Regions from separate parts of the Homo sapiens genome. Here region 2 is linked to region 1. The links are chromatin loops, found by intact Hi-C in ENCODE. Cell type or tissue: gastrocnemius medialis. All regions are shown on one strand. Each heading gives the region's core, and the rest is flanking DNA. Links, peaks and the distances in the headings are about the cores only.

Region 1 (15,000 bases), core at 4,573-12,572:
TGGGTCTCACAAGTTGGGCAGGACTTTTGAGAGGGCATTCAAGGCTGAGGGGAACCTGTAAACCAAAACACGGAGGGAGTAAAGTGCAGGCATGTTTAGCAACTACGAATAGTCTAGACATAAGTAGTCTGGTGTGCTAGAAACTAGACTATAGGGTATGTGTGCATGTACACACATAACTGCCACACACTTGTGCTTGGGGAGGGTAGGGGATAATAGCAAATAAAAGGCTCAAAAGTTAGGCTGAGACTAAATTAGGGAAGGGGATGAAAAAGGTAGTATAATGAATCAGAGCCATTCATATATGCTCACAATGTAGTATATTTTGTAATCTCATTTAATCCTCGTAACCCTATAAGGTGAATATTTTTATCCTTAAGTTTTGCAGATGAGGAAACTAAGGCTCTGAGGTATTAAATAATTTGCCCAAAGTATCACAGCTTGGTGCAGTTGGCATTAGAATCCAAGTCTATGTGAGTTTATTCTGTAAGTACTAGAAATTTAATAAAGAAAACCAGATGAGTATACTAAGTTTTTCCTGAATCAAAGGTGAAATGAACAAGCTATATTAGGCCACAAGGATCTATATAAGTTGTCCTGTTTGCTTGACTAATAAAGTTTGACTAATAAACTTCCTGGGTTTCCCATTGCTATTATTTTTGCAGGGCAACAGAGTAAAATTTTAAAACAAATCATGGTAAGTATTCTCAAGAAGACGCTCTTTACTTGCTCTGGACTAAGCATTCAATACATAGCATTGAGGCTTTATATCACAGTACAAAAAGCTAAAAAATCCTCAATATCAAAATTCCCACTTTCTGTTGTTCTGCTCTTGTAAGCAGTTGATTGAACTGTTCAGAGTATCTGTAAAAATGCCAAATTATACATGTTTCATGAAGGCAGGCTGGTATTCTATTCTACTCTCCTTCATCACTGGAAGCATGAGGTATGTTTTGCCAAGTCTGTAAGACAATGTGCACCACAGGTTCTCCAATAGGGGGTGATATCCCCCTGGCAAGCTGCATGTAGTTGTTAAATAATCAAAGGATGTTATAGTTACAAGGTGCTTCATTTTGCAGTGAGTCCCTCATTTTTCAAATGAGGAAACTAAAGATTCCATAAAGTTACTCAGCCCTTTGGGTGTCCAACCAAAATTAACAGTACCATGGTCTCTTAACTCCCTACCCAGGGTGATCACAGCATTTAAACTGCCAAACTCTGCTGTAAAATTCGAGAACAGAATCCCTGACTTCCAAAAGCATTTATGCTCTCTGTACCCAAATCTGACCTATCTTTCAAGCCTCCTTGAAAGCCTCCTTCAACCACTCTTGTCCACACTGTCTTCCCTGAAGCCCTACAACACATACTGTGTCACACAGTTAACACTCAATCATATATTGTCATATTCACAAATTGTTTTATTTTTATCCTGTCCCTCCACACTAGTTTGGCTCCTGAACTCAAGGAAATTAAAATGATTTATAGTTTATATAGTCGTAAAGACCTGAGACTTGGTAAACACTTGTAATTGACCTGTTCTGCCCACTCTATGCCTTCTTCAAAGAAGCCAACTTTCTCAAAGTAGCTAAGTGCTGCTGGTCCCCTGAAGCAAGTGTTTCTTGTATACTAAAAGCACTCTGCATTGATTTTTTTTCTTTCTTTTTTTTATTTTTTTGAGATAGAGTTTTGCTTTGTCACCCATGCTGGAGTGCAGTGGCACGATCTTGGCTCACTGCAACCTCTGCCTCCCAGGTTCAAATGATTCTCCTGCCTCAGCTTCCCGAGTAGCTGGGATTACAGGCGCCTGCCACCACACCCAGCTAATTTTTGTATTTTTAGTAGAGACAGGGTTTCACCATGTTGGCCAAGTTGGTCTTGAACTCCTGACCTCAGGTGATCCACCTGCCTCAGCCTTCCAAAGTGCTGGGATTACAGGTGTGAGCCACCGCGCCCAGCCTGCATCTATTTTCATGAGGCCCGCCGCCTAGGAGAAAGCCTTCTCTACCACCATATCTATTAACATCATTCTTACTGGTCATGGTAGGTACTGTTTGGAAAAGCTACAAGTTACAAAGCCTTTTTCTGTATAACACCTCCAAAATACCAGTAAAATTAAACTCTTCTAAAACCATATCCAAATCTTCCATTATAATGAAGATTTGAATCTAAAGAGTTCACAGAGTTATATGTAACTGTACCAAGAAAAGGTATTAATTCTCTGAAAAAACTGCTTCTTAAAACAGAGGTGTTAATCTAACCTCTAGGGAATCTCTAAATTCTTTTCCTTGGTGGAGCATCAAGATCCAAGAGAGAAGCTTCTTGTGACAAGACAAATTCAGTCAAAGTAGTTTGCTGCCTCCATGCCTCCCACCACAGCCCCCACCAACTCCAGGAGCACAGCAATAAATGTGAAGACCATCTAGTCTAACACAAGCAAGATAAACATAACAGAGCTGGCACAGTGGCTCATGCCTGTAATCCCAGCACTTTGGGAGGCCGAGGTGGCCAGATCACTTGAGGTCAGGAGTTGGAGACCAGCCTGGCCTACATGGTGAAACCCTGTCTCTACTAAAAATACAAAAATTAGCTGGGTGTGGTGGTGCACACTTGTAATCCCAGCTACTCGGGAGGCTGAGGCAGAATAATTGTTTGAACCCGGGAGGCAGAGGTTGCAGTGAGCTAAGATCACGCCACTGCACTACAGCCTGAATAACTGAGTGATACTCTGTCTCAAAAAAAAAAAAAAAAAGGACTTTGGATCTAGTACATGGAATCAGAGTTCCTCCTTCCTGAGAGCACTCAGAGAAACAGAACTTTTGGAAAGTCTTCAGCTGTTGCTCCAACCAGGGCAGCTGTGTTTTTGGAATATAGATTGATAGCAAATGACAGACAAATAGAATCGCCTAGGCAAAGCGGTATTTTACTCGTGGGACACACAGCCCAGGAGTTAGAAGATGTGTCAGATAGCTCCTTCTTTGTCGGACAGTAATTGCCTGCATTCTCCCAACTGCACAGACAGTAAGTCCCTACAAACAACTGCTCTAGTTCACAGATGACAAACTAAAAAGAAGTGGCTCGGTTCACATCCTGAATCTACAAAGATACACCCTCTGAAGGGCAGAAGTGAGACAGTGGTCAGAGGTTCATAAAATAAAATGCAAGAAATCAAAATCAAAAGTGCTTTATTTCCGAGGACAAAGGCATTCTTTCTCTTTAAAGAATTCAAACAACAAGACTTAATGCTTCTTCACAGTATGACAAGCATTCTGTCTTCCAAATAATATCATCTTACATTTGTATTGTGTTACATAGCAATTTCACATGGATTAATTAATAACAATTTAGGTAGGTAGTGTGGTACAATTACTATTCAATCTTACAGGACCACATGGGATTTCAGAATTATGAGTCCACAGATATGAGGGAGAGATGTGTTGGACATGAAAATTAAAGAAGTATGCCACATTCCCGAATCTTAATGCTGATGCCAAAGATTCCAAATCCTCTGGAGATAAAGCCTCTCCATTATCTCAAGGGCCTGAAATTAAATCGTTCAAGTGATTCTCTTGCTTCAGCCTCCCGAGTAGTTGGGACTACAGGTACCCGCCACCATGCCCGGCTAATTTTTGTATTTTTAGTAGAGATGGGGTTTTCGCCAGGTTGGCCAGGCTGGTCTCCAACTCCTGACCTTGGGTGATCCACCCACCTTGGCCTCCCAAAGTGCTGGGATTACAGGTGTGAGCCACCGTGCCCTGCCAGCTAACAGCCATTTCTAAGCAAGGTTCAAGGCAGCCTTGCTGCAGACTGAAGAAAGGGCTGGTCTTCGGACTGTGTCATAGCCATTCCTCCTCTACATCAATCTGGTCTGCTGCTGGGGAGCAGGGGTGAAGGGCAGGAGGGTGGGGATAGATGTTAAAGAAAGTAGTGGGGAGGAGTTTCTTGGTTAAGAAGCAGAACCTTGGAGCTGTGTTGTAACTACATGCGTAAAGGCAGGCTTAGGACATGTCAGACGTCTGAAGCAGGAAGCAGGCAAAGGAAGCACCGTGGTTTTCTTTGGGCTAGGGATTCCCCTCTTGGGTTAAGCAAAAGGTCAGGAAAGATAAAGCCCCTTTCCTAATGTCTATAAAGTCCAAGGATGATGGAAATTCCAGGAGGTATAGGGGTTCTAAAATGCTATACGACAGCTGTGTCCAAAGCATTCTTTATATAAACCCACAATAATGTCATCTGTTTTTGAGGGGAACTAGCTATGTCTACTGTCTAATAGGGCATTGATGTGTTGTTATTTAATAAATACCCTTGGGCTGGGCGCGGTGCCTCACGCATGTAATCCGCCAGCACTTTGGGAGGCCAAGACAGGCAGATCACGAGGTCAGGAGATCGAGACCATCCTGGCTAACATGGTGAAACCCCGTCTCTACTAAAAATACAAAAAATTAGCTGGGCGTGGTGATGGGTGCCTGTAGTCCCAGCTACTCGGGAGGCTGAGGCAGGAGAATGGCGTGAACCCGGGAGGCGGAGCTTGCAGTGAGCAGAGATCCCGCCACTGCACTCCAGCCTGGGCAACCAAGCGAGACTCCATCTCAATAAATAAATAAATAAATACCCTTAATGACAGGCATCATGTTGGAGAAAAAGATTACAATAGGTAAAATTCCACAGAGTACAAATTCAACTGAGAATGGTCCACAGTTCGGGAACAGAAGCAGTAACCACAAACTGGAAATCATTTTACCTATTCTTCTACCTTATAATAATGAGAACATTCTCCCTAGTGTTTTATATCTTATAAAAGCACTTTAACATAATCTTATTTAAATATAATTAAGATTCTTCTGAATCATGAAGGTTTAAAAAAATTTTTCAATTTACTCAAGTTCATCAAATAAAGAGGTCTTCTTGTTTTATTTATTTAAATTAAACTAGCCTGGAAACAGAAACAAACAATTGAAAATTCTCTACCGGAAACTGTCTCCCATTCACAACTGTATCACTTGCTCCTATTTACTGCCTCTAAATAACGCTACCTAGTTTCATTCAATTGAGGATTTGAACAAGGAAAGAGCTGCAACTGTTGTACTACTTCCTGTTGCAGAATTAACCAGTCATTTCCAATCTTCTTCCATTTTAGGATATTTCCCTTCCAAAGTGCTGTCCAAAGAGAGAGCAACTTCTGTTCCACTATTCCTAGACAATTTTCCTAAATCACTTAAACCAATTTTCCTTCATTTACTTAGTTTGCATTCTTCAAAAGCCCATTCTATTTCCTGTACCCCACTCCTCCTTCATGCCCTTACGTACTGTTTTGTTGGGTAAAAATACTCTTATCTTTCTGTAAAGATCAATTATCTAGTCTTAAATAGTTCTTGTGGTTTTTCAAAGGTGCCCTTCATTTGAAGAACCCTTTTGTGCTGCCCCCAAGTCTCGCAGAGATGAAAAAGGCTGTTGTCCTTCTCCTCATTCTGTGTACACCTCCATCTCCCTGTCACCCAAATAAGTGTCAGTTTTTATTAGTCTATAATAAATAACTTCTTATCAGCATCAAATTTCTATTATCACCATTCCTAGTCTCTTGCAGCTTTTTCCTCCATCCTGCCCTCTTCCTTGAAAGTTTGAAATTATTTTAACTAAAAACTATCTTTGACTATTGTTATTTCCCAAACACAAAACAGTTGTTCAAGACTAAACAGCACTGAATCCATGCCCCAGATAGATAGATAGATAGATAGATAGATAGATAGATATACAACTGTTGGTCTTGGGGAAAAAGTCTTAGGAATTAAAAACAAATCACTTTTCTTAACCTTGGGCATTAACAAATAACTGAATTCCAGCTTTAAAAAATTTAAAATATCTCTCTCTACACACACACAGTTCAAGAGAACTAATGCCATATGCTTCAGTGTTTTATCAAACCAACATTCTGTGGGACAGTTTGTTCAGTCTTTGGCTGACAGCACAGCCAGAATTATTCTTCAAGGCTGTTTTTTTTTTTTTTTTTTTTTGAGATGGAGCCTTGCCCTGTCGCCCAGGCTGGAGTGCAGTGGCACGATCTCGGCTCACTGCAGCCTCTGCCCCCCAGGTTCCAGCAATTCTCCTGCCTCAGCCTCCCGAGTAGACTAGCTGGGATTACAGGCGCACGCCACCACTCCTGGCTAATTTTTGTATTTTTAGTAGAAACTTGGTGTCACCATGTTGACCAGGCTGGTATCGAACTCCTGACCTCAGGCGATCCACCCGCCTTGGCCTCCCAAAGTGCTGGGATTACAGGAGTGAGCCACCGCGCCCGGCTAAGGCTGTTAATACCACTTTTTGTATCAGTAAGATCATGGCTGGCTGTCACAAGACTGCTAAGAAACCACAGCCCTTTGGGCAAAGCACAGCCTGTTGGCCTGCCGAGGTCACAGAAACCTCACAGCATAGCACACTGCTGCCTCCTCTGGCTGTTAGAGCAGGACATACCTCTTCGTAATTTTTCGCCTCCACTCCATGCTTCATGTCTAGGATCACGAGTTGGTCAGGTATCCGCCCTGTTCCTGAGAAAGAAATCAAAGGAATCATTGTGTGAAATACTTAAAATTCTGGGAAATTACCCACCCACCCGCCCGCCCTCCCTCTACAGAACCCCTACCCTCTCAATAGAGGGAAACAGCCACAACTCCTCCCCCTGCTCAGTTGCAGAAAATTCCTGGCTCTGGCTAAAATCACAAACATTCCAGACAAAGCCTCTATCTGTGTGGGGTGCCGGAAAGCAACAAGAACATGCTGCTGGCAAACATCTCTGAGCAGGCAAGGACACAAGATACTGCAACTGGTACTACAGAGGAACAGAACAGAAGGGAAACCACACAGGCTTATTGAATTGGGAAATAAAACTCAAAAATCAAAACAGTGTGAAATTGAGTGGCATATAAATCAAGAGATAGTAGGCAACAACTTCGGCTGAAAATGTGTATTTCCACATCTGAAAAGGTTGCCCTGTCAAATTTTGAGGGAAGGCCATGATGAATTAGGATTATTGGATATGTGCTAAGCTTGGATTTACTTAATATAAATCTGAGTACTGAAAAGAACATAAGTTTTATCTAATATTCCACTTTAATTCAAACATTTTGATCAATGTATGGCCTAGTTCAGTAGGAGTACAATGTCATAGAGCTATTCCCACTAAGCCCTTAAAAGAGTTACAACAGCTCAAGGAAAAAAAAAAAACAACTTTAAGTGTTCAAATCTCAGGGATGCTTCTTATAATAGAGTTCATGTTAGAAGAGTCAATCTGATTCAGCTGGATCAAAGAAGCATTCTAATCTTAAATCATCAAGTAGGAGAAAGGAAAAGACCCAAGGAGCCCCAGAAAACTGTTCAGCCCCAATCCCCTGGAATTCACCTAGTTATAAAATTTACAACTGCCTGCATGAAATTAGAAGTTGTGGGAAACAGTGCCACTGAAGCACTGGGGTTCCTGAAACCATAAGCCACACTGAATGGTACTGTACCCTCTGATGCCTGAGAGACACTGGAAGTTTTCTGAAATGAACTGAAGTCAATTCAATAACTACTCATTGAAAACTCACTAAGTACTAAAACTGTGCTGGAGATTTTAAAGAGATATGCTACGGCTTCGATGTGCCCCTCTCAAAGTTCATGTGTTGGAAACTTAATCCCCAATGCAACAGTGTTGAGAGGTAAAACCTTTAATTTTATTTATTTAATTAAAAAAAATTTTTTGAGACAGGTTCTTACTCTTGTCTTCCAAGCTGGAGTGCAGTGGCACGCACCATCATGGCTCACTGTAGCCTCGAACTCCTGGGCTCAAGCAATCCTCCCACTTCAGTCTTTCAAGTAGCTGGGACTACAGGCGTGAGCCACCACACCCAGGTAATTTTTGTATTTTTTGTAGAGACAGGGTCTCGCTATACTGTCCAGGCTGATCTGGAACTCCTGGGCTCAAGCGATCCTCCTGCCTCAGCCTCCCAAAGTGCTGGGATTATAGGCATGAGCCACTGTGCCTGGCGGAGAAGTAGGACCTTTAAGAATTGACTAGGTCATGGGGCTCTGCCCTCATCAATAGATTTAATGTCATTATCATAGAAGTAGGTTTGTTATAAAAGTGAGTTCAGCCCCTTCTTGCTCTCCTGTGCATTCTCTTGCCATGTGATACCTTCTGCCATGTTATTGTGACACAGCAAAAAGGCCCTCACCAGATGTGGCCCCTTGATCTTGGACTTTCCAGACTCCAGAACCATGAACCAAACAAATTTCTACTGTTTATACCCACTCTGCGATGTTCTGTTATAGCAGCACAAAATGGACTAAGCCAGGATACAATCCCTGCCTTCAAATAATTCAATTGGGATCTAAGACATATACACAAAACAACTATGGTGAAAATGCAAAGCACTGTAAAAGTTTAAGCCAAAGGAACTGGTTCAGACAATTCCAATATGGAGCAAAGGGAAGAGGAGAGAAGATTGTAGTTGTGGACAGACTTCACTAAAAAGGGAACACCTAAAGGCAGGACTTAGGCAAAGTACTCTAGGCAGACGGCAAAGCATGAGCAAAGGCTCAGATATTAAAATCGGAGTATGGCATGCTTGAAAGACAGTAAAGAACTTCTTTTGGGATGGGCACGGTGGCTCATGCCTGTAATCCCAGCACTTTGGGAGGCCAAGGCAGGTGGATCTCTTGAGGTTCGAGTTCGAGACCAGCTTGGCCAACATGATGAAACCCGTCTCTACTAAAAATACACAAATTAGCCAGGCGCAGTGGTGCGTGCCTGTAGTTCCAGCTACTCCGGAGGCTGAGGCATGAGAATCACTTGAACCCGGTAAAGTTGCAGTGAGCCAAGATCGCACCACTGCACTCCAGCCTGGGTGACAGAGCAAGACTCTTGTTTCACACACACACAAAAAAAGGACTTCTTTTGGATAGACTGGAAAGATTAACTCGAAAGCAAGAGAAATATAAATAAGACTGCACAGGGTAAGACTGAGAACAAAGTAAGACAAGTCACATGTGTCTTCTGAGCATGAAAACAACAAGTCTTCAAACAAAACAAAACAAAATGTGGCACCCAGAGTGTTCTGTTCTCCCAAATCCAATGTGTAATCCTGATTACGACATTGTCCATGGAAGATGTACTTCCTCATTGAAAAAGTTGTGAAACTTAAGCAGTTCACAGCCCCACCTGGTCCAAATGATCAGGATATCTTCTTTCTTACAAGGTCTTCCAACTACCTCCCTGATTGTCACAGCACAGTACAGTCATGCACTACATGAAGACAGTTCAGTCGAGGACAGACTGCATATATGAAGGTGGTCCCATAAGATTATTATAATACTGTATTTTTACTATATCTTTTCTATGTTTAGATACACAAATAGCATTGTGTTCTAACTGCCTACAGTATTCAGTACAGTCACATGCTTTACAGCTTTGTAGCCTAGGAGCAGTAGTAGGCTATACCATATAGCCGAGGTGGGTAGTAGGCTATAACATCTAGGTTTGTGTAAGTACACTTAATATTTGCACAACGAAATCACCTAACCACCATTTCTCAGAATGGTCGAGTCCAGACTATACAGTCTCTTGCATAGAACTGTCAGCCTATCCTCTTAGCTGACATCATAGCCCTAAAGAGTCTCCTTTGTAAAAGGACCCTTCATAATTTTTCTCTCTGCATTTGCCTGGCAAACAGACAATCCTTTTTGTTTGTTTTGAGACAGAGTCTCGCTCTGTCACCCAGGCTGCAGTGCAGTGGTACGATCTTGGCTCACTGCAATCTCTGCCTCCTGGGTTCAAACAATTCTCCTGCCTCAGCCTCCCGAGTAGCTGGGATTACAGGCATGTGCCACCACCACATCTGGCTAATTTTTGTATTTTTAGTAGAGATGGGGTTTCGCCATGTTGGCCAGGCTGGTCTCAAACTCCTGGCCTCAGGTGATCCGCCCGCCTCGGCCTCCCAACTGCTGGGATTACAAGCGTGAGTCACTGCGCCCGGCCAGTTTTTTTTGTTGTTGTTGTTGTTTATTTTTTTGAGATGGAGTCTCACTCTGTCACCCAGGCTGGAGTGCAGTGACACAATCTTGCTCACTGCAACCTCCACCTCCTGGGTTTAAGTGATTCTCCTGCCTCAGCCTCCTGAGCAGCTAGGGTTACAGGCACGAGCCACCATGCCCAGCTAATTTTGTATTTTTAGTAGAGACAGGGTTTCACCATGTTGGCCAGGCTGGTCTCAAACTCCTAACCTTCAGTGATCTGCCTGCCTTGGCCTCCCAAAGTGCTGGGATTACAGGCATGAGCCACCATGCCCAGCCTTTTTTTTAAGACTTCACTTTGTTAGAGCAGTTTTAGGTTCACAACAAAACTGAGAGGAAGGCACAAAGATTTCCCATATCCCCCTTCCTCTTACATATGCATAGCCTCCCCCATTATCACCATTTCCCACCAGAGTGGTACATTCATTACAAATGATGAACCTACATGGACACATCACTATCTACCAAAGTCCACAGTTTACATTAGGATTCACTCTTGGTGTACATTCCAAATGTAATGTTCGGACAACCATATAATGACATGTATCCACTATTACAGTATCATACAGAATATTTTTACTGCCCTAAAAATTCTCTCTGTTCCACCTATTCAATCTTTTATTCCATGTAGTCGACCTTTTAAAAGGTGCTCCAAAGACTACAAGGTAACAGGTCTCCAAATCAGAATAAATAAAGAATACAAATGAAACTAGATATTAAGTGCTGACTGTATTAAGGAGCATTAGAGTTGGAGAAGATTCTTAATCCAGAGAAACACTCTTGATTACTCACCCTTGCTCTCAAAACACACTTCAAACATGTCATAATCTTCAGTGGTAAAGGCAAATTTCCCCTTGGTTGCATCCTCTTTGGAGTAGAGAATATGGCCAGCAGAATCTGTGATCTAAAATAAGAAAAGTAGTAAGAATAGGCAGCAAATAACACTCAGGAAGAGAACTTACAGAAACTGGGAAGATAGAGACACTATCTATGAAAGACAATTGATAGTTCTCATTATGATGACTATGTTCCAACCATCCCCAAAGACAAAAACTGGATTAGAAGATTAAATCCAAATACAGCAAATTTCATCCATTCAAATAGCCTAATCACACTGTGGGCTAAAATCTGTTGCTGCTATAGGATGTCTTACCATACCAAAAAGTTAATCTAGCTAATGCTCCAAGTTACATACATTGGATTTATTGGCAAAAACTCACTAGTATCATTCCGCATAGAGGAACATGTCACAAAAATGAAAGTAGACAATTATCAAAAGATTATACAAGAGGGACAAAGATATATAAAAACACATTTATTCTATAAAACAAATTTGATGGGGAAGGGGTGTGGGTGGAGAATAAAATTAGGACACACAATACAAGGACAGCAGGAAGAAAAGCATACATAGAGAAGACAATCCAGGAGATCTATTCCTGCAAATTTCATGTTAATTATGTCAACGGCCAGGTAGAGTGGGAACAAAACACAGGAAACAAAAAAGAAGTTTCTGGCCAGGCATGGTGGCTCACGCCTGTAATCCCAAACTTTGGAACGCCAAGGCAGGAGGATCACTTGAGCTCAAGAGTTCAAGACCTGGCTGGGCGCGGTGGCTCACGCCTGTAATCCCAGCACTTTGGGAGGCCGAGGCGGATGGATCACGAGGTCAAGAGATCAAGACCATCCTGGCCAACCAACATGGAGAAACCTCGTCTCTACTAAAAATACCAAAATCAGCTGGGCGCAGTGGCATATGCCTGTAGTCCCAGCTACTCAGGAGGCTGAGGCAGGAGAATCGCTTGAACCTGGGAGGCGGAGGTTGCAGTGAGCCAAGATTGCGCCACTGCACTCCAGCCCAGATGACAGAGTGAGATTCTGTCTCAAAAAAAAAGTGTTCAAGACCAACATGGCGAAACCTCATCTCTACAAAAAATACAAAAATTAGCCAGGCATGGTGGTGCGCACCTATAGTCCCAGGTACTGGGAAGCTTGCCGTGTCACTGCAGCCTGGGTGACAGAGCAAGACTCTGTCTCAAAAAAACAAAAACAAAAACAAAAAGGAGAGAAATTTATCCTAAAAAAAAAAAGGTATCTTTGGCTTCCATAAATGATTATTCCTTTCTTCTAGATCCTTAGCTTTAGCTCTTCAGACTTAAGCTGCTCTATTACCAAAGAATGGCCTATCAGCACAGAATAAAGGGCATATACTGCTAAGTAAACAGCCACATACAAAGCAAGGGAATTCCATGGTAATTTAACAGACTGGATCTTAGCCTTCATTTCTAGAGCACGTGGCTGTCTTAGTAGAAAGCATATTTCATCACTTAAGACTGGAAGCTACTTTGCAATGTGGAACACAAAAGTAGTGGCTTAATTACATTAAACTGGATGTTCTAATGCTATTTGTTAAAACATAATTCTTTTAAGGGGAAATTTTAAGCAGGAAAATTAAGTAGCACACATTTAAGCTTATATATTTAAAAGTACTTTATAACAGTAGTTATTTCTGAGGGGTGAGACTTTCTATTTTTTTTTCCCTTTTTTTTTTTGAAATGGAGTCTCACTCTGTCCCCAGGCTGGAGTGCAGTGGCGTGATCTCGGCTCTCTGCAACCTCCGCCTCCCGGGTTCAGGTGATTCTCCTGCCTCAGCCTCCCGAGTAGCTGGAACTACAGGCACCCACGACCATGCCCAGCTAATTTTTTTGTATTTTTAGTAAAGACAGGGTTTCCCTGTGTTGGCCAGGATGGTCTCGATCTCCTGACCTCATAATCCAACCCGCCTCGGCTTCCCAAAGTGCTGGGGTTACAGGCGTGAGCCACCACACCCGGCCTTTTTTGAAAATGACATGTAGCCGGGCGTGGTAGCTCTGCCAGGTGCAGTGGCTCACGCACCTGTAATCCCAGCACTTTGGGAGGCCGAGGCAGGTGGATCACCTGAGGTCAGGAGTTTGAGACCAGCCTGGCCAACATGGTGAAACCCCGTCTTTACTAAAAATACAAAAAAAAAAAAAAATTAGCCAGGAGTGGTATTGGGCGCCTGTAATCCCAGCTACTTTGGAGGCTGAGGCAGGATAATCGCTTGAACCCGGGAGGCAGAAGTTGCGGTGAGCCGAGACTGTGCCACTGCACTCCAGCCTGGGCAACACAGCGAGACTCTGTCTCAAAAAAAAAAAAAAAAAAAAAAAAAAAAAGGCATGTATCACTGGATCACTTATATTCAAAAATAATAATAAAGTTATTTTATTTTGGAAAAAATTGATAATAACTAAAGAAAAGTTATCACTACTAGATAAATTTGAAATGACAGATTAACTAAAAAAAGTTTTATGGCACATCTTCTAAATTCCCTAATAAACAGTAGTATTAGTCAACTGTCTTCTGCCATCCAGCACCATTTGCTAATTTGTCAAACTTTTAAATTTATTTTTATTTATTTATTTTTGAGACAGAGTCTCGCTCTGTCACCCAGGCTGGAGTGCAGTGATGCGATCTCGGCTTACTGCAACCTCTGCCTCCCGGGTTCAAGCGATTCTCCTGCCCCAGCCTCCCAAGTGGCTGGGATTACAGGCACATGCCACCACACCCGGCTAATTTTTTGTATTTTTGGTAGAGACGGGGTTTCACCGTGTTAGCCAGGATGGTCTTGATCTCCTGACCTCGTGATCCACCTGCCTTGGCCTCTGAAAGTGCTGGGATTACAAGTGTAAGCCATCTCACCTGGCCCTTTTTTTTTTTTTGAGACAGAGTCTCGCTGTGTCACTCAGGTTGTAGGGCAGTGGCGCAATCCCGGCTCACTGCAACCTCCGCCTTCCGGATTCAAGTGATTCTCCTGCCTCAGCCTCCCAAGTAGCTGGGACTACAGGCATGCACCCCCAAGCCCGGCTAATTTTTATGTTTTTAGTAGAGATGGGGTTTCACCATGTTGGCCAGGCTGGTCTCCAACTCCTGACCTCAAGTGATCCGCCTGCCTTGGCTTTTCCAAACTGCTGGGATTACAGGTGTGAGCCACCACGCCCGGCCTAATTTATCAAACATTTAAGATACCTAGACCTGTGCTGGTCACTGGGATACAAGTATGAGTAAGATAGTTCCTGTCTTCAAAGGGCTTATGAGTCTAAATGAGGAGAGGAGAGTGATAAGAAATGATATGCCTTCATAGTGGTTTTGGTTTGCATTTCCCTGATGGTTAGTGATACTGGGGAACTTTTAATGTATTTGTTAGACATTTGTATGGGGTGATGAAATATGTTAATTAGCTTGATTGTGGTATTCACTTCACAATGTGTATGTATAACAAAACATCACATTATATATCTTGAATATAAACAATTTTTATTTGCCAATTATACCTCAATAAAGCTAACAGAGAGAGAGCGCTTCACTGCAATGTGCAAGGCATGCTACCAGAGGTATGCACAAGTGCCATGGGATTATGGAGGGTCAGGGAGTGTATCTAGGAGGGGGTAGCACATGAGCTGAGTCCTAAAGGATGAATTTCAATCAAGGGAAAGAGGGGTAAAGAAGTTCAGGGTAGAAGAGACAGCAAATATGAAGGCCTGGGTCCAGAAAAACATAAAACAAAAATATGGCATTATCATATTACTAATAGCTAGTATTTACTGAATACTTACTAAGTGTCAAATAATGTGTTGCTGCTTTATAAGCATTTTAAATTTAATCCTCACTATAACCCTACTGGCAAGAATTATTTCCCCCGTGTTCCATGGGAGGAAACTGAGGCCCAGAGAGGTTAAGTGCCTGGAGAGGTACTGGCCCAATCATGTAGAACTAGAATAGCATGCTAAGGAGTTTAAGCTTCATTTAGTACAAAGTGGAAGGGCAATAAGGAATTTGAAACAGAATGATGTGAGTCAATGACAATTCAGAAAGATGACGCTACCAGTACTATGAAGACAGACTATAGAGAGAGAACCCTAGAGATAAGGAGGTGGGTTGGGACAC
Region 2 (15,000 bases), core at 2,266-10,265, 110 kb after region 1:
TCCGTATGGGTTCCAGACTTCCTTCCGTTGAATCCTAGCACTGTCATTTATCAACTGTGTGACCTTTGAAAATCTCCTTAACCTCTCTGCCTCCATTTCTCATCTGTAAGAGGGGATGACAATAATCTACTCACCTACTCACCTCTTTATGTTGTTTTGAGGCTTAAATGAGTTTTTACAAAAATGCTTAGAACAGTGCCTGGCATGTAGTAGCATAAATATTTGCTGTTATTTTTCACATGCTAGAGATTTTAGTTCTGGATGGAGGCTCATCTAAGTAAGGGGGCAAATCCAGAGTTCTAGACTAAGTCTATTTGACCTTGAAGTCTGTTTTCCTTGAAAGCTACCACCTTGTATAAAAAGAACCCCTAATTTGTATGCTTTAGGAGAGACCATATTTCAATTTTGGGGACACCAGTCCTTCAAGGTACAGCACAGTTGCCTGACCTCAGAATTTTTTTTTTTTTTTTTTTTTTGAGACAGAGTTTCGCTCTTGTTGCCCAGGCTGGAGTGCAATGGCGTGATCTTGGCTCACCGCAACCTTCGACTCCCTGGTTCAAGTGATTCTCCTGCTTCAGCCTCCCGAGTAGCTGGGATTATAGGCATGTGCCACCACACCCAGCTAATTTTGTGTTTTTAGTAGAGATGGGGTTTCTCCATGTTGGTCAGGCTGTTTTCAAACTCCTGACCTCTGGTGATCCGCCCGCCTTGGCCTCCCAAAGTGCTGGGATTACAGGCATGAGCTACTGCGCTTGGTCCAGAATTTTCTTTTCTTTTCTTTTCTTTTTTTTAACAAACAAGGTATTGCTCTGTCTCCCAGTCTGGAGTGTAGTAGCATGATCATAACTCACTGCAGTCTAGGCCTCCTTGGCTCAAGTGGTCCGCCTGCCTCAGCCTCCCAAAGTGCTAGAATTATAGGTATGAGCCACTGTGCCTGGACAGATTTTGTTTTAGAAGCAGGAGTTAAGTGTCCATGAGTAGTAGGAACTCAGGTAATCCAGCCCAAATGGACTTGATCAACCATCCCCTGATCCCGGATCTCAGCGTGATGGGAGTCTAGGAAACCTGCCCTTTGACCTGAATCTGGATGACGTTAGTAATACAGGAATAGGTGAAATGCCAGCCACACCTGGCTGGCCCATGAAAAGGAAATACTTCCCACGCTTTGCTTTTGCACACCAAGGGCCCCCAGGTAAAGGCATCCAGGGTGCAAGCCGCCTGCTTTAATGCCCGGGTGTGGCTGCAGGAACAACCCAGTACAAACTGGAGTGAACCTGTTGCCCTCTTCCTTCCCTGCTGCCAAGCCAAACAGAACACAGGGAACACAAATAGAATCATCACAGTAAACCAGCTGTTGGAGCCAGACACTGGGAGAACCCACTCCCTGGCACTGCCACCCCATTCACGGGTCCAGACATGATGAAGTGCTCTGAGGGCTGAGGAAGGTGTGGCCCGTGGGCATTCCTGTCCAGCAAGAACCCCTCTGGCTTGTCTGTATTCATTGCCACCCACATGGACCTCTCTATGGTTGCTTGCCAAAGCCGGGAGGGAGAAGGGTCTCCCCTTCCTCCAAGCCCAGGATCACCGGGAAATGCCCTTCCCACCTACTGGACTTGACTAATGCTGCTTGTCAAGAAGGGAACTCTTCAGACACATAAAAATCCTAAAGGTAGCTGAGGTTTGAAAGAATTCGTGCTGGACGTGCTTCCCTGCAGGGTCAGGCATTGGGGAGGAGGGAGAAGAGGAAGGAGGAGCTGGTTGTAAGTGACAGCTGCAGATAAATCTGTGTGGAGCTGTCCAGGGAGCTGTTGAACTCAGGTAGTGCCCTCCCTAGCCTGGGGCAGGTCAGAGTCTCCCCGAACCACCCAAACCTTTCTGCTGCGTGTGCTCTGGGGCATGTCTCTCTTTGCCTCCTTGGATCTTGAGCCAATGAGGAAATATAGGCTAGTCCCAGAAGGCAGGGATGAATTTGTGTTCTTTGTGGTGTCAGCACCTTTTCATGAAGCTCTAGCAGATCTCACAATCTTCCCTTCTTTAAAAAAAAAAAGAAAAAGAAAAAAGTTTGGAAAAGGGGGCTAGAGTCTCCCTATGGAAAAGAAAGCTCGTGGAATGATCCAAGTGGAGGTTTTCCATGCATTCCATGGCATCATTGGAGATGTCCTGGCTCTGTACTTACTTAACTACTTGAATCTCAGTTTCTTCCGTTGTAAAAGTGGGCACATGAAGACCTAGTTCTCATGGATATTAACAGGATAAAACGAGATAACACATAGAGTACTCTCAAGTACTCTACATAGTCCTAGCATATCAAAAGTATTAGATAAATCTTGCCTTTATTTTCTCCTTCTCATACACTGTGTCAGTGGCTTGCTGGGTCCTTGATTAGCCTGAAGGACTGAAAGAGAGACCTCAAGAGAGAGAATGGCAAAGTAAATACGACCATCTTATTCGAACTTAACTCTGCGTTTCAAGTAGGGAGATAAGAAGGACTGCTGTTCCACTTCTTTTCTAGATGACAAGATGGGTTATTTTTATTTTTTATTTTTGAGACAGTTTCGCTCTTGTTGCCCAGGCTGGAGTGCAACGGCATGATCTTGGCTCACCGCAACCTCTGCCTCCCGGGTTCAAGTGATTCTCCTGCCTCAGCCTCCCTAGTAGCTGGGATTACAGGCATGCGCCACCATGCTTGGCTAATTTTGTATTTTTAGTAGAGACGGGGTTTCACCATGTTGGTCAGGCTGGTCTCGAACTCCTGACCTCAGGTGATCCGCCTGCCTTAGCCTCCCAAAGTACTGGGATTACAGGCAAGAGCTACCATGCCAGGCCTAAAATGGGTTATTTCTGTGCCTAGAGGTAAATTGCATCAGTGCTTTCCCATCTGAAACAAAACACAAACCACTTCATTTCCATGTCAAAAACTGATTCAATCTAATCTACCCATAAATCAGGCTTTCTCATTAACCTGAATTTGAAGTTTCTCTCTTTTCCAGCTGCTTTTATGCTCTAGGTGGAGTTTAGAAAAGAGAAGTCTAGCTTAACCATTCGTTGACAGAAAAAAGTAGAAATTGTCATTTCTTCCCTGAAAATACCAGAATTAGTAAATTGCTACCTTGCCCATAATCCTGTAATAAGCAGAATCTGCATTATGGTTGGATATATAGCATGAATCTCAACTACTATCTGGGTTTTTGTTTTTATTTTTATTTATTTATTTATTTTTGAGACTGAGTCTCACTTTGTTGCCCAGGATGGAGTACAGTGGCGCAATCTCGGCTCACTGCAACCTCGGCCTCCCAGGTTCAAGTGATTCTCCTACCTCAGCCTCTTAAGTAGCTGGGATTACAGGTGTGCGCCACCACGCCCGGCTAAATTTTTTGTATTTTTAGTAGAGACGGGTTTTCACTATGTTGGCCAGGCTGGTCTCGAACTCCTGACCTTAGGTGATCCACCCGCCTCAGCCTCGCAAAGTGTTGGGATTACAGGCGTAAGCCACTGCGCCCGGCCAATATTTTTTTCTTTTTTCTTTTCTCCTTTTTTTTTTTTCTTTTTTTGAGTCAGAGTCTGTCGCCCAGCCTGGAGGGCAGTGGTGGGATCTTGGCTCACTGCAATCTCTGCCTTCCAGGCTCAAGCAATTCTCCTGCCTCAGCCTCCTGAGTAGCTGGGACTACAGGCCTGCACTACCACACCTGGCTAACTTTTGTATTTTTAGGAGACAGGGTTTCACCATGTTGGCCAGGCTGGTCTCGAACTCCTGGCTTCAAGTGATTCGCCTGCCTCCCAAAGTGATGGGATTACAGGCGTGAGCCACTGTGCCCGGCCAGGGTTTTTTTTTCCTGAAGGGCTGATCATGGCTTTGTTCCACTCACTGTGCCCTTCTTCCTCTGCTTGGAACTGGACAGAAGTTCCAATAAGCTACTGTCTTCTATTAAGTAAGGACCAGACATGAAAAACTTTATGGTGGGGATGAGTGGATGGGGCAAGGGTTTGGGGAGCAATGATCAACTGGGTAAAATCCTGGGGAGTGGCAATTGAGTGGGAAGGGAGTCAAGAAGTGTTTAGGGAAGGATGTCGGGGAAGTGAGTAATAGGTAGGTCAGAGGATGGAGCAAGGGAATGTTGAAAGGCAACGGATATGCTCTGTGGACAGGTGGCAAAATATCTGAATGGGGGCCCAGGGAGGGCTACTATGGAGTAACAGGGAAGGGACCCTGAGGTGCTGATTTCTCAGAGATAGACAATGGGATTGGATATGTGTTGGTGGAGGAATGCAGAAAGCCCAGGCCAACTCCGAATGCCATTCATTTACATGAAATCCCTCTTTATGCCTCCACCATCTGCAACAGACTATGTGCTCACCCAAATGGCTTGCTTTTAATTCCAGCAAATAATATCCCCTCTGCTTTCCCCCAAATACAAAAGACACCATTTAAATTCAGCCAGGATGGAAGATCATGATATTTGGAGAAAATTCAAAGTCTGGGCCGCTCAGCTGTGCCTTATCATTCAAAAGTTACATTTTGTTCAGGTTGGCTGGCTTCACATGGTCATCTCAACTTTTCACTCCTGTTTCTTTCTTCTTTTTTTTTGAGACAGAGTCTCGCTCTGTCGCCCAGGCTGGAGTGTGCAGTGGCGCGATCTTGACTCACTGCAACCTCCGCCTCCTGGTTTCAAGCGATCCTCCTGCCTCACCCTCCCGAGTAGCTGGGATTACAGGCGCCCGCCACCAAGCCTGGCTAATTTTTATTTTTATTTTTTATTTTTTAATTAGAGAGGAGGTTTCGCCATGTTGCCCAGGCTGGTCTTGAACTCCTGACTTCAGGTGATCCACCTGCCTCAGCTGCCCAAAGTGCTGGGATTATAGGCCTGAGCCACCCTGCCTGGCCCTCTCCTCTGTTTCTTGACCTGGTTTTGTTTACAATTTGTTGCTGCAATCTTCCTATAACTGTTTCCAGAGTTGTGTGACGAAAAGGGAGGCTGGCACGCAGAGAGATTTCTCACACTCTGTTGGCTTGTGCAGTTGAGACAAAATTAAGCAATGTAGAAATTTAAGCTTCAGTTTTTAATGACCTAGGTTTTTCCAGGCCTTCCCATTTTGGAGTATCACAGTACTCAGGGATTTCTGAGTTTTCTCTCCCTTCCAGAGGAACTATTCTTGAATGGGATTATTAAGCACCCCTTCCTCAATTCTTCAACAAAGCTCCGAGGAATGAATGTCTCAAGTTCTGCTGCTTTTAAAGTATAAAAGATAAATTCAAAGTTCCTTATGCTTCTCCTTTCTGGGAGAATTCTGGGTTTTACTCCAACAGTGGGAAAGTTTTCTAAGCTGGTTTTGCTCCTGTCTCATGGGCAAGGCAGTTTGGTCGGTGGCTGTTCTGTGGGCTGCTGTCTGGAGGAGACGGTCGGTGGAGACGGTCGGTCGGGGAGGTCACCCTGACAATTATGGCCAACTGACGGTGGAGGGAGTGGTCTCGGTTTGGCCCTCAGTCTGGAGTCACAGTCTGGATTCACAGGCAGCGCAGAGAGATGTTGGCTCAGGACCTGAGGCTGAGGCGTGCTGGGACAGCCTAGGGGGTGTCCTGGCTTTCCAGGGGCTGGGGAACCCTCTCTGGCCCGGGGGCGGGAGAAGCTGTTCCAGAATCGGTTCTGGCTCCACTGCCACCTCAGCACTTTCTAATTGCAGCTCCAAACAGCCGCAGCTGCAGTCATAGCAACAGGCCCCGCCCACCGGGCTTCGCTCCTGGCGTCCAGCACGTGACGGCGACGCCTGCGTCGCTCCCTCAGCCCCTGGCGCTAAGGGAGGCGGGGAAGTGTGGGGGGATGACGTTTACTCTGTCGTCTCCATGGATATAATGCATAGACGTCAACGTCGCCAGTGTTTGGTGTGTAACGTTCTTCCGTCTCCATGGGAACGTCAGGCGGCCAAACACCGGGCCCCAGCAACAGGCTTCTGATTGGCCCGAGGCTTCCAAAGGCGGAGCTTCGTCTCCCGCGCCCGCTCGACTGTGTTGCTGTTTTGGTTGTTGTCTCCCACTTGTTTATTTCTCTAACAGATCCTGGAGGCTGAGGTCTAGATCGGTCGCCAAGGATGGGATCCAGGAGAAAACGTGCTGAACGTGCAGCTTGCTCCTACCGATTACAGCCCAGCAGATGACATAGTTCCACTGTGCTCTAGTCCATTGTGGGAATTATGGCCCTCATGCCCGGCGTCTGTCACAACCCAATATTTGGTGTTATAACCCCTGCTCCCACCCCCCAGCACATCTCAGAAGTGCCGTTACCCTCTCAGTCACATCCCAGAAACTGTGTTGCCTTCACGGTTACTCTTGTTTATGCTTGAGAGCACTCGGAGGCCTTTCCATATCTAAAGCCTGCATTCAGTGCTACCCCCTGCAGGATTTGGATACATTTCCCCGTCTGGTCCTAATTCTGTTGAATGACATCATTTATCCGTATTCCCACCCAGAGATGGGCAGATTTCTTGTAACCTGAATAGATACCAAAGAATCCCAAAGGACCTGGGTGGGTACTTCTATTTATGGGCTCATTGGATCTTATTCTTTCCTCTCCGCCTGTTTTAATTCAAATCGGGGGGACCATTTGATTTCTCCAATAGAAACAGAAAGAAATTGAAGACAGAGATGAACACAGATCAAGAGCCCAGGTTTCTTGATATCTAATACTAATATACTGATGGAGTTAAACATTCCAAGGTACGAATGTGTCCAGAAACAGTTTTAACCTTACCCTGGGTTTCCATCAGTGAAACCAAGTTAACATCTGGCAAAAGATAGCGATCTAGCCTCAGGGGTTTCAGTCAAGTTGCGCTTAAAAGAATGCCTTAAAATCTGTAGTTATGGTGTCAAATATAATAAATCTTCACCAGCTCATGCACGTACAAGTCTGAAATGTTTCATAAAAGGTTTAGATGACCTGATAACATGTTTCTAAAACCCAGAGAGAAAGAGAGAGACTGATACAAACGTCAAGTTAAAAACAAGAAAGTAAAATTAGTTTCATAGATTGGGGTTGATAAGGGGAATCTCTGTCCTCTATGCTCTAATCTTAGCCCACTACCTCCTTTCCTCTATCTCCTCTGGTGGATATGCTTGCTATCTGTCCTCCCCTCCGACTCTTTGGCTAGCCTTATAGCCTATAATTTCCTTCAGAGATGTAGTGAAATTAAATGAAATTAAGAGCCTGCTTAATGCAAACAGGACCAAAGGGCACAGCTCTTTATCGTAATGAACTTCATTCTGATTAAGTCAGGGACTGCAAGTGCTTACTATTTACCCAGTAAATATATTAAATTGCTAGGCTAGTCTCCCTTCTGTCCTGACACTGCCAGGGAATATTTGAAAGTCGGATATAAGATCCATTTTAGACCATCAAACATCCCTTCTAATTCTATCATCTCTCTTTATGTTTCCAGGAATATAGCATGTCTTGGTCTCTGAGAGCCAATATATCTGGGTTACACTGAAAGAGGAATAACGAGATAATATTTACACTGTACATTGAAGATGACCTGAAAAGCTGGAAGAGGTGACTGAGGGCATTTTCTCAGTGTGGATGAAGAAGAGGGGAGGAAGGTGAAAGATGACAGAATATCTAAGTGCCTAGATTTGATTCTAGCATATGAACCCATTTTATGATTCTGTCCAAGGGCATCAGTTATAACCTCCAAATTTCCATGTCCTTCTCCATCTCCCAGTCTTAGAATTTTTTTTTTTTTTTTTTTTTGAGACAGAGTCTTGCTCTGTCACCCAGGCTGGAGTGTAGTGGCAGGATCTTGGCTCACTGCAACTTCCACCTCTCAGGTTCAAGTGATTCTCCTGCCTCAGCCTCCCAAGTGGCTGGGAATACAGGCGCCTGCCACAACGTCTGGCTAATTTTTGTATTTTTAGTAGAGACAGGGTTTTGCCGTATTGGCCAAGCTAGTCTTGAACTCCTGACCTCAAGTGATCTGCCCACCTTGGCCTCCCAAAGTGCTGCTGGGATTACAGGCGTGAGCCACCGCGCCTGGCCAGTTCTTTCTTTTTTTTCTTTCTCTCTCCTTTCCCTCCCTCCCTCCTTCCTTCCTTCCTTCCTTCCTTCCTTCCTTCCTTCCTTCCTTCCTTCCTTCCTTCCTTTCAATGGAATCTCGCTCTGTCACCCAGGCTGGAGTGCAATGGCGCAATCTCGGCTCACTACAACCTCCGTCTCCCAGGTTCAAGCAATTCTCCTGCCTCAGCCTCCCGAGTAGCTGGGATTACAGGTGCACACTGCCACGCCCGGCTAATTTTTTGTATTTTTAGTAGAGACGGGGTTTCACCGTGTTCCCCGGGCTGGTCTTGAACTCATGAGCTCAGGCAATCCACCTGCCTCAGCCTCCCAAAGTGCTAGGATTACAGACGTGAGCCACCACAGCCGGCCAGGCCAGTTCTTTCTTTTTGTTTGACCCAAACATGGTCATGGGCCATGATGTGGGACCCAGCGAATTTTTAGTCTAGGAAATACCAAATAGATATCGTTTTGATTGTATCGTGAGAAGCAGTTTGTTTCATATATGCTTGCATGCGCACACACATGCATATTCTTTTGCTGCCTTGTGTTTCGGCTGAGCCTCTCTGTTTAGATGACCAGATTCAACATAAGGACCATGATGTCCTTCTATGTTGCTGACTTCCTTAAACCACAAGATGATTAATTTCCCCAACCTATTTCCTCATCTATAAAATGGGGTCTGGACAACTCACTGACCCCACACGTTTGCTTTGACCCAAGAGGATTGCAATGATACAGTGATTATTAGTTGGTGGTGTGGAAATACTAAATGCTGCATAAATGCTTGATTATTATTTGTGGGTATATTTTCCCTCAACACCTCTCCATCTTAGTGCTGAGTGAAGCCTCCACTTGCCAGGTTTCCCTGGCAAAGAAGAGGCCTTGGCCCAGGCCAGGATGTGTAGGAGCTGTGACCTACCTGGCCTTTCAAGGCCCAGGTTCACACTATCCTCCTTCACATCTCAGCCATGATAGAATTCACTCTTCCACTCATGCTGGCTAACATGGTGAAACCCCATTTCTACTAAAAATACAAAAAATTAGCCAGGTGTGGTGGCACATGCCTATAATCCCAGCTACTTGGGAGGCTGAGGCAGGAGAATTGCTTGAACCCCGGAGGTGGAGGTTGCAGTGAGCCAAGATTGCACCATTGCACTCCAGCTTGGGCAACAAGAGCGAAATTCCTTCTAAAAAAAAAAAGGAGATGTTGCTACCTGGCCTCCTTACCTCTCGGGACTGTTAGGAGGGTCATACTAGGTCATGCTTGTGGAAGGGCTTCAAAAACCGTAAGTCAGAGGGTATTTTAAAGTTTAAAAATATTCTGCAAGATGAGGTGGTCTGTAAATGGAGCAGTGTCAAGGTCAAGTGTCAAGAGATGTAATTCATAGAGAGACTGGATAAATGCCCATCTATGTGATTTGATATGCCCTATGCCAAGGAATGCTCCCTCACTGTCCCTAAAATTCCATCATCAGCAATATATTTCTTTGGATTAAGCATTTGCCATTCCCTTTGGGTCCTACTCTTAAAAGACAAATTCTCTTGTGAGCAGTAGGCTCCTGAAATTTAATGTAAATTACATTACCAGACATGTTCCTCCCCGACAGGTGAGATGGCACCAGACAGGTGCACTGGGCTCTTGGGTAGGTCTGAGAAATGAGATGCTGGAATCCTAGAGATTATTCATTTTAGTCAAAGTCAACCTTCATGGTGTACCAGTTGCTGACACAGGACCCTCGGAACCCACCCAGCAGACCCGTAGTTCCACTCACAGATGAGGGGGGAAATGCTTCTCCCCATCCTCACCTAAAACCTCCGAAGACACCACTGCAGTCATCCAGAGACTCCCATATACTATAGGGGCAAGCAAAGTTTTTTTTACAAGTTTGGGAATTGACATGGGTTGCCAACTTTGAATTTTACCGAACAACAATTACTACTTATTATCACTATCATTTCATAAATGAGAAGACATTTTAACACTAAAAAAGTCAAAAGGACATTATCTGGCTGGGTACGGTGGTACACACCTGCAATCCCAGCACTTTGGGAGGCTTAGGCAGGTGGATCATCTGAGGTCAGGAGTTCGAGACCAGCCTGGCCAACATGGAGAAACCCCACCTCTACTAAAAATACAAAAAGTAGCCGGGCGTGGTGGTGCACGCCTGTAATCCCAGCTACTTGGGAGACTGAGGCAGGAGAATCACTTGAAAGTGGGAGGAAGAGGTTGTAGTGAGTCAAGATCGCACCACTGCACTCCAGCCTGCAGCCTGCATGACAGAGCAAGGCTCTGTCTCAAAAAAAAAAAAAAAAAGGACATTATTTAAAACTGAAGGATAGTCCTTTTAAATCAAAGATATGTAGCTGTATGCAAATTCCCTGCTTTGTCTTTATTTTTCCTATTTACCTTGGACACTCCTGTTTCTTCTTCAGTATTTATGGGGTGGTGCTGACAGTGACAAAGAGCAGATAGAGAAATCAAGGAGAGGTAAAAATTTAACTCAAGAATTAATGTTCCTGATAAGATGACCACTTCTCACACGATGCTTCTTTGGGTCACCAGTTTCTTTGTTAAAGGAGAGTAACATAATCTCACCAGAATGGGTTCTGATATGGGGAATATAATACTTTGAATAATTCTCTTGGAATTACTTCCACTCTGGGCAGATCAGTTTGTTTTCAGTGAGTCCATTCCTTGCTGGGACCATGCTGCACCACCTGAACACTTCTGGTTTTACCTGGCGAGGTGGGATTGTTGACTTCCCAAAGCCTGATCTAGCCAGATCAGATGGGGCAGAGTGTTAGGGACTGGCATGGTTCCTCCCAGAGGAGGGAACAAACCTGCCTTCCAGCTGGTGTCCCAGGTAGGTACAGGAGACGCTGGCAAAGCAGGTTTAACCAGCATCTTGGGCAAGATTTGGCGCATACTGTTTTCCTGCCTCCAGTGTCCCCTAGCAAAACTGGAAGCATTCTATATTTTCTGTGGTTGCATATGAACCCAATGCAACCAGCACAACATAGATAAATTTTTCTCCAAAGCCCAATGTCTCTAGAAGCTGAGCCTATATTTTAATTCCAAGCAACATTAGCATAATTAAGGCCCATGAGATTGAGTTTCTCTCTTTTTTTTTGAGATGGAGTCTCATTCTGTTGCTCATGCTGGAGTGCAATGGTGCGATCTTGGCTCACTGCCGACCTCGGCCTCCCAGGTTCAAGCGATTCTCCTGCCTCAGCCTCCCGAGTAGCTGAGACTACAGGCACGTACCATCATGCCCAGCTAATTTTTGTATTTTTAGTAGGGATGGGGTTTCACCATGTTGGTCAGCCTGGTCTCAAACTCCTGACCTCAGGTGATCCACCCGCCTGGGCCTCCCAAAGTGCTGGGATTACAGGCGTGAGCTACTGCACCTGGCCCTGAGTTTCTCTCTTATTAGTCATTCCCTGGTAGGTACTTAGGGAAATAAATTTACTTATGCAGGTCACCAGAGCACTATCAACTACACTGGGGAAATATTTAGCCCAATTATATGGTGTGGATTAGAAAATTATAAGATCATTATTTTAAAAATTATATTGAATTGGCTGGGTGTGGTGGCTCACGCCTGTAATCCCAGTACTTTGGGAGGCTGGGGTGGGAAAATTTGCTTGAGCCAGGAGTTTGAGATCAGCCTGAGCAACATAGTGAGATCCCATCTCTACTAAAAAAAAAAATTATTGAACCTATTCAACCAAAATAGTGGAATAATATACCTACATCATTGAATCGTGGTGAATATTAAATAACATAACAAGGCTGGGTGCGGTGGCTGACACCTGTGATCCCAGCACTTTGGGAGACCGAGGCAGGAGGATTCCTTGAGGTCAGGAGTTTGAGACCAGCCTGGCCGACATAGTAAAACCCTGTCTCTACTAAAAAAAATACAAAAAGTAGGCCGGGCATGGTGGCTCACACCTGTAATCCCAGCACTTTGGGAGGGCGAGGTGGGCAGATCACCTGAGGTTGAGAGTTCGAGACCAGCCTGACCAACATAGAGAAACCTTGTCTCTACTAAAAATACAAAATTAGCCGGGTGTGGTGGTGGGTGCCTGTGATCCCAGCTACTCGGGAGGCTGAGGCAGGAGAATCGCTTAAACCTGGGAGGCAGAGGTTGCTGTGAGCTGAGATCATGCCACTGCACTCCAGCCTGGGTGACAGAGTGAGACTCCATCTCAAAAAAAGTAGCCAGGCATTGTGGCGGGCACCTGTAATCCCAGCTACTCAGGAGGCTGAGGCAGGAGAATCGCTTGAACCGGGAGGTGGAGGTAGCAGTGAGCTGAGATTGCGCCACTGCACTCCAGCCTGGGTGACAGAGTGAGACTCCGTCTCAAAACAAAACAACAACAAAAACCATAACAATATTTGTAAAGCACTTCGCATAATTCCTGAGCAAGCACTCAATAAATATTAGCTATCATTATTTCTCTTTATTCAAGAAGTATTTTTTGAGCAGCTATTATATGCCAGATACTGTGTTAGGGGCTAGAGAGTCATTGATGAGTAAAATAGGCAAGGTGTCTGCCTTCTTGGAGTGGGGAGATAGACATTAAATGAATTCATTTAATTCAACAATTAACAGCTATTAGGATCAGGCTTCTCTAACTCCTTGGGGGTACATCAGTGAATAAAACAAAGATCCCTACTCTTGTGGAACTTAATTTTTAGAAATTAGCCCAAATGCTTTCTAAATAAATGTATTACTAGAAATGGTGGTAAGTGCTAATCATGAAAAGCCTAGGGTGGAATGAGGGCTTCTAAAAGGTTCCTAATTCAGCCTGGCTGCTGGGGAAAGTCCTTTATGTGGATGTGACATTTTAAGTTTGAGATCTAGATAAAAAGTAGGCTGAACTGAGACGAAGAGTGGGAGGTGGAGGCAGAGAACATATGTATAATGCTAGTAGCTCATATTTAATTCCATGTTCCATGCCTTTTCACAAACGTTCTAGAGGACAGGACTGCCAAAGATGAGAGGAGATTCCTGCATCCGAAGTTTGCAATCAGGCCGGGTGCAGTGGCTCATGCCTGTAATCCCAGCACTTTGGGAGGCGGAGGTGGAAGGATTGCTTGAGCCCAGGAGTTCAAGACCAGCCTGGGCAATATAGGGAGATCCTGCCTCTCTCTCTCTCCCCCAACCCTGCCTCTCTTTTAAAGACATTCCCAATCAGATTGAATTTAGTTCTCAGCTCCAGGATGCATGGCAGCAGCTGCCTAGTTTTTGCCTTCTCAGGAATCACTGACAGTTGGCAGTTGCCACCTCAGCTTCCCTTGGTCCCCATTACCTGGAACAATCAGTCCCAACTACGCTAGGAATGACCTCTCTGTAGCTAGGTGTGGTGGTGTGCGCCTGTAATCCCAGCTACTTGGGAGGCTGAGGCACGAAGAATTGCTTGAACCTAAGAGGCAGAGGTTGCAGTGAGCTGAGATCATGCCACTGCATTCCAGCCTGGGTGACAGAGCGAGACTCCGTCTCAAAAAAAAAAAAAAAAAAAAAAGGAATCACCTCTCTGGGAATTGACTTCAGCTTCTTTTACTTGCCTTAGTGAGTGTCACCCTAGGGCCCCCAGAAATATGTCAGCATACATTTGCTGCTGGATTTAAATAATCTAGGGTGGGCTGAATAATCAATCTTTGAGAGTTGAACTAGCTTCTGAGCTACAAACATGCACATAATCCTTTAGCCCACTTTTCCTTTGCTACTGAATTTTCTCTAATTTAAGTTTTAAAGCTCTTCTTAGGTCATTTCCACCAGCAAGCTTTCAAGCCCTGGTTCATATTCTAGCTTAGAAATAGTTCACATAGTTCTGTGTAGACATAATATTTACGGGAACCAGAGATGGGTGGATTCTGATAGTGGCTTGTGGAATAGTCTCCAGTGCAGTCAAAATAACAAAGAATTTGAGAAGCAAATGCTTTGAGAGTCTAGTTTCCCATAAACTTCTCAAATATACAGGCTTAAATCCTGTGTAAGGATCAGCAGAATCCAGGAAAGTAGGGCCCTGTTTGAGAAAGCCTTGGTTTGTTCACTGTTTGCTGTTTTACAGCACAAATTCTGAACTCTGTTTATTGTCAACAGCTCTCTAACAAAGGACACAATGGAATGTGCCTGTTTTCAAATTCCTGTAAAAAAGGGCCCTGGAAGACCTCCAAGCCTGGTGTCGGTGATTTACTTCACTATTTTTCAGTGATTTCACTTAAGACTCTAAGCTTTTGAGAGAGTTCTTACCAATCATCAACATTAGTGTGGAGCTACGTATAAGAAGGATCTAGATGGGCTGTAATTGAGTGAGAATAAAATACAACTATCCATATCCTGTTGGAAGTGTAGGGACAGCTAGGGAGGAAAGTGAGCTGGGAGTAGCTGGGAACTTTTTACATTTAGTAGCACTGATCCAAAGATCTGGAGGGAGGAGGAGATTGCTGTTGGTAAGTCAGGCAGTAGGGTTTGAGGTGCACCTTGCAAAGACGGCTGGTTTCAAAGGTGTGGGGGCATTGGCACTTATGTTTCTCAGTACATAACCTTACATTGGGAAGCATCTCCTCTGCCCTGAATACCCTGCTCCTTGTTCTTCCATGGCTAGTTCCTTGCTATCATTTGCTTCTCATGGAAATTGTCTCCTTCTTCTACCCAGTCCAAAGTAGCAACACACTTCTTCACAACATATTCTTCCATTTTAATTACCTGCCCAAGGCTGGGCATGTTGGCTCACACCTGTAATCCCAGCACTTTGGGAGGCCAAGGTGGGCAGATCACTTGAGGTCAGGAGTTCGAGACTAGCCTGGCCAACATGGTGAAACCCTGTCTCTGCTAAAAATACCAGAATTAGCTGGGTTTGGTGGTGCACACCTGTTGACCCAGCTACTCGGGAGGCTGAGGCACGAGAATCACTTGAACTGGTGAGGCAGAGGTTGTAGTAAGCTAAT

What was found. A loop is a pair of places that touch in the nucleus more often than their neighbours do. Peaks named below come from ENCODE experiments on the same cell type or tissue, not always from the same donor. Only the 100,000 strongest peaks of a DNase experiment are listed, where the experiment ranks them.
Region 2: it touches region 1 in a loop (3-fold over the local background); 8 of 110 quality-filtered maps call a loop at or near these places.

What each region holds. Positions count from the first base shown.
Region 1 is chr14:75,141,202-75,156,201 of GRCh38, forward strand. It overlaps TMED10 (transmembrane p24 trafficking protein 10), which reads right to left. Exons shown (of 5, transcript NM_006827.6): 2 at 10,831-10,942; 3 at 6,463-6,536. Among named protein-coding and RNA genes, the nearest start is that of NEK9, 22 kb to the left of the region's middle. RefSeq lists silencers at 6,265-6,559, 6,505-6,799 and an enhancer at 11,163-11,827. In gastrocnemius medialis, for the core only: a CTCF peak has its summit at 6,371; DNase peaks (open chromatin) are centred at 6,410, 6,750, 8,770, 9,190 and 1 weaker place; H3K27ac peaks cover 8,000 bases.
Region 2 is chr14:75,253,329-75,268,328 of GRCh38, forward strand. No RefSeq gene overlaps it. Among named protein-coding and RNA genes, the nearest start is that of FOS, 18 kb to the right of the region's middle. RefSeq lists enhancers at 3,552-3,721, 3,616-4,115, 4,393-6,967, 4,815-5,793, 5,974-6,233 and 1 more. In gastrocnemius medialis, for the core only: a CTCF peak has its summit at 6,332; DNase peaks (open chromatin) are centred at 4,123, 4,963 and 5,813; H3K4me3 peaks cover 1,557 bases; H3K27ac peaks cover 4,407 bases.